Linked DNA regions of Homo sapiens: region 1 is linked to region 2. A link is an interaction called in ENCODE POLR2A ChIA-PET data of the cell type or tissue named here. Cell type or tissue: PC-9. All regions are shown on one strand.

Region 1 (2,500 bases), 480 kb before region 2:
ATATGGCTTATTCTGTGACCAGCTCATTCATCATCTCTTCCAATGTCATTATGGTGTGACTTTCTGAAATGCAGAGACTGAAAAGTTAAACTACGTTTCCCAGGTTCCTTTACTGTTAGAGTTCTAAATGAGACTTAGGTTCCTTCAAACAAATGCATTCACATGGGACCTGAAAAGGAACTGGGCTCCTAATAATTCCCTCATACAGTATATGGTAATTTCCCCTACCTGCAGACTCACCTTCCCCTACCCACAATCTATATGGTTCCAGGAGAGAGTTTTAGGAATCCATCTTTCTGGTCCCAATGGTCATAGAGCTGTTTGGTCTGGACCTGGAAGTGCAAGTGATGGCTCCCTAATTTGGCAGGAGCTTCCTGAAGTGGAAGAGGTGGCATGATTTCAGAAAGTTGGTGGCTACTGGGTGTTAATCCCTGATTCAGCTGGTAGTTTACTATTCTTAGTGGGAGCAGCAGCTTCCTTTACAGCTCAGCTCTAGAGTGTGGCTTTGAGAGTTGTTTCTGGAAGACTGGCCTACAGTTTCTCCAGCCCATCTAATCATACTGTAAGCCATTTAATATCTTGCATTACATCCATTTCTTTTTTTTTTTTTTTTTTGAGACGGAATTTTGCTCTTTTTGCCCAGGCTGGAGTGCAATGATGTGATCTCGGCTCACTGCAACCTCCACCTCCTGGGGTTCAAGTGATTCTCCTGCCTCAGCCTCCCAAGTAGCTGGGATTACAGGTGCCCACCACCATGCCCAGCTAATTTGTTGTATTTTTAGTAGAGATGGGGTTTCACTATGTTGGCCAGGCTGGTCTCGAACTCCTGACCTCAGGCGATCCACCCACCTTGGCCTCCTAAAGTGTTGAAATTACAGGCGTGAGCCACTGTGCCCGGCCACAATAAATCCATTTCTGTACAAAGGAGTAGTAATTTTTTTTTCCCTCTGCCACTGAAACCTAACCCAAAGCAAGGGACTAGGAGGTCCTGTACAACTGACATGATTTATTACTATGTAGATTATTAGAATACAGATGTAATTTAATATTTATGAAATTTCACATATTCTATTGTCAGGGCCATCCAGCTTCAAACAAAAATATATGCTCCTGCAACATTCTACAAATTGATTTTTCAAAAAATCCTACCAAATTTAAATTCTATTGAAGTATTCTTTTATTGTTTTCTAGTGCCATTAGGACTGTGGTTTGCATGCAACAGAATTATACTAGATTTAAGCAAAAGAAAAATGAATTTATATAAGGATACAGGTCATCTCATGAAACTCCAGGGCTAGGAAGTGGTAGAACCTCAGGAATAACCTGGAGCCAAGGATTGCAGTGCTAAAGAGAACTTAGGAAGCCCTCTTGCCAGCTCTCACTCTTTCTCTCTCCTTCATTCTTTCTCATTACTAACTGTAAGGAATACGGCTGTGCTTTGGTCAAAAATAGGCCAAGGTAAACATCCAGAGTGACTCAGCGAGTTTAGAGTGCAGGCGTATAACTCCACTTGTTATCACAGCCATGTAGCCATAACATGGGAAGGCCATTCCTTGACTCTAAGCCACTATTGTCTGTAAAAGGTATAATTGCCCTGATAACACTGTACAGGCATGCTGGAGCCAAGAGAAAGAGAAAGAGAGTCAAAGCTGTCCATCTTTGCAGACAGACAGAGGGGAGCCAGGACACAGCTTGGCTTGCTTGTGCCCAGAGAGAGTTTAGCTGCTGACCCTGAAGGCAAGGGAGAGCCAGCCACGCAGCTGTGTGTGGGAGCCGCCGGACTAAGCAGCCAAGACAGGGCGGACAGTGTGAGAGAGCTGTTGATGAGAGCTGCTGCTGAATAAAATCATCTTTCACCTGCTTATGGCCCCCCTGGGTGTTCTTTCTGCTCATCCACCCACTCCCCTCATACCCCAGCATGACAATTGGCGTAGTTGTGAACTTGACACTAGTGTTCTCTGTATCCTAATCCACTGGCTTAAAAAAAAAAAAAAGCCTCTAGGCCAGACGTGGTGGCTCACACCTGTAATCCCAGCACTTTAGAAGGCTGAGGCAGGCAGATCACTTGAGCCCAGGAGTTAGAGACCAGCCTGGACAACATGGTGAGATCCCTGTCTCTACAAAAAATACAAAAATTAGCTGGGCGTGGTGGCATACACCTGTGGTCCCAGCTACTCAGGAGGCTGATGTGGGAAAATTGCTGGAGCCCAGGGGATCGAGGCTGCAGTGAGCTGTGATCATGCCACTGCACTCCAGCCTGGGTGACAGAGCAAGACCAAATCTCAAAAATAAATAAATAAACCAAAATAAAAGGATAGACAGGTAGACTGAGGCAGAAATCTCCCAGACTCAATTCCAGAGTGTTGAGGAAAGTCCATGAGTAACCAGCTTCAGTCTGGTGCCTAGTTCAGCCAAGCTGCACAACTCTAAAGGGTGCCATTCATCTAAACCTCTAAAGGATGCCATTCTATGAAATAGTGCCCCTGGTGCATATTTTACA
Region 2 (2,500 bases):
CAACCCTACAGGGGTAAGGAGACACACCCAGTTCCCAGCACCAGGGGAAGCTGGATGACAGCTTCAATCCATCAATGATAGGCCTCAGTCCAGCCTAACTTTATGGACTGCAGAGGTACTTAAGTCTGTGGGGGTTGAAGTCTAGCCCAGTTCATCTTCCACACGGGCTGCTGCCCAGAGCAGGTAGGCAGGTATGGGATGGGGGTGAGAGTGCCCTGGGCCCTGGTAGTTCTAGTTAATCAGCTTCCAAAGCAAGGCCCCAAGGAATAGCAGTGGATTTGGGCTGGAGCTGCGTCTCTTGTCCGCAGCAGTTCAGGATCTGGTTATCCCTAGCCCTGCAGGCTGAAGAGGAGCTTGAGGAAACCTCATGCATGAAGGGACACAGATCTCAGTTCTACCTTGTCCAACTCTAGCCTGGCTTTGCCCATGTACTGCTCAGTTCTGCAGGGGGTGGGGTGTACTTTTCTGCTCTGCAGGCTCCTACCCCCTTGTCCACTGACGCAGGGTGAAGGCTGGGGTGTGTGAGACCAGAGTGGAAGGGAGGTTGTCTGGAGAACTAAACGACAGCCCTGGGGGCAACTCTTGTGACCTCCTGCCCCAGGCTCCCAGCACCATGACGGTTTCATACACTCTCAAAGTGGCGGAGGCCCGCTTCGGAGGTTTCTCTGGCCTGCTTCTCCGCTGGAGGGGAAGCATCTACAAGCTCCTCTACAAGGAATTCCTCCTCTTTGGGGCCTTGTACGCTGTGCTTAGCATCACCTACCGGTAAGGGCAGGGTCTTAGAGCTGGCGCAAGTGGGGAGACTGGGCCACCCACCTCCCTCTAACCCAAGCCTACACCTGCCTTCCCCAGGCTGCTGCTGACCCAGGAGCAGAGGTACGTGTATGCTCAGGTGGCCCGGTACTGCAACCGCTCAGCAGACCTCATTCCCTTGTCCTTTGTATTGGGTAAGGCTCCCTTCTAGTTTTCCCTGTGTCCCCCTTACTGTGTTCCCTGACCTCTGGGTTGGGTTGACAGCTCCGAGGGTCAGAATTACCCAACAGATGGTGTGGTGACACACCTGCAGTCTCAGCTACTCGAGAGGCTGAGGTGAGAGGATCGCTTGAGCCCAGGAGTTCCAGTCCAGCCTGGGCAATGTAGCGAGACTCTGCTAAAAAAAAAAAAAAAAAAAAAAAGAATTACTCAACACGGTGGCAGAGCCTTCCTGGTCAGCCAGAGCAGGCCCAGCAGGCACAGGAGCTGGGTGCTGGGTCCAGGACTTCCAGAGGGCAGGGCCCTATCACTTGCCGGACCCTCACTTCCAGCAAGGCACAAGACACCTGCTGGCCTCACAAGCCCACCCTGGGCACTGCAGGGGAGCTGGACAGAGGTGACAACCCCTTCCCCACCCTCCTGGGAAGCAGTCTCCTGGCTTTGAATCCCCACTTTCCCTCTGCTGAAGGAAGTTTGCCCTCCTCCCTCCTCCTGGCCTCGCACAGCAGGGCACTGGAGCTGAATGTTTCCTTCCCCCTGCCACGATTCAACTGGCCTGGACCAGGCCCTTTGCTGGGGGAGGTGAGGCGCTCCGACCCCCAGGCTCTCCACTCTCCCTTCCTACTCCCTCTATCACGGCGGCCAAGCAGGTTTCTATGTGACTCTCGTGGTGAACCGCTGGTGGTCCCAGTACACAAGCATCCCGCTGCCAGACCAGCTGATGTGCGTCATCTCGGCTAGCGTGCACGGCGTGGACCAGCGGGGCCGCCTGCTGCGCCGCACCCTCATCCGCTACGCGAACCTGGCGTCCGTGCTGGTGCTGCGCTCGGTCAGCACCCGCGTGCTTAAGCGCTTCCCCACCATGGAGCACGTGGTGGACGCAGGTGCGCCGCCCGCCGGGAGCCTCTGGGGGTCCGGCCCACAGCCGGATGCAGGTGGCGCCTGGGAGAGTCCTGGGAGCAGGGGCCTCCAGGGAAGGGTCTGGACTGCGACAGGAACGCGGAACCGCGAGTCCTGGGACAGCCGGTGGACGCGAGGGAGGGGAGCCAGACGGCGGAACAGCAGCCTCCCCTGGCGGCAGAGGGTGCAACTGCACCCCACCTGCTTTACCCCCTCAGGTTTCATGTCCCAGGAAGAGAGGAAAAAGTTTGAGAGCCTGAAATCCGACTTCAACAAGTACTGGGTCCCCTGCGTCTGGTTCACCAACCTGGCGGCCCAGGCCCGGAGGGACGGGCGAATACGTGACGATATCGCTCTCTGTCTACTTTTGGAAGTGAGTGGGCTCAGGACCAGACCCATCTGCCCTCCTCCCTCTAATTTTAAAGATGAATAATAATTTTAATACCTAACAGTTGTATGGCATCAGCTGTGTACCCCAGCCTTTTGGAAGCCCTGTACCCATGTTAACTCATTCATCCCTTACAGCAACTCTTGACATAGGTACTATCATCCTCCTTGCACAGATGTGGAAACTGAGGCACAGAGTAGAAAAGAAATTTGCCTAAGTTACACAGCTAGTTAGCAGAGC

Evidence for each region. ChIA-PET counts read pairs that join two places held together with the same protein. Peaks named below come from ENCODE experiments on the same cell type or tissue, not always from the same donor. Only the 100,000 strongest peaks of a DNase experiment are listed, where the experiment ranks them.
Region 1: POLR2A ChIA-PET joins it to region 2 with 10 read pairs; 3 of 35 experiments call an interaction of 5 or more read pairs at or near these places.

The regions. Positions count from the first base shown.
Region 1 is chr1:45,265,504-45,268,003 of GRCh38, reverse strand. No RefSeq gene overlaps it. Among named protein-coding and RNA genes, the nearest start is that of LINC01144, 37 kb to the left of the region's middle. In PC-9, no CTCF peak of the experiment used is centred here; no DNase peak of the experiment used is centred here; H3K27ac peaks cover 824 bases.
Region 2 is chr1:44,785,819-44,788,318 of GRCh38, reverse strand. It overlaps BEST4 (bestrophin 4), which reads left to right and starts at 149. Exons shown (of 9, transcript NM_153274.3): 1 at 149-765; 2 at 853-947; 3 at 1,623-1,856; 4 at 2,091-2,245. The coding sequence starts at 614. RefSeq lists enhancers at 921-1,606, 1,608-1,697, 1,607-2,292 and a silencer at 1,818-1,947. In PC-9, CTCF peaks have their summits at 1,842 and 2,041; no DNase peak of the experiment used is centred here; H3K4me3 peaks cover 327 bases.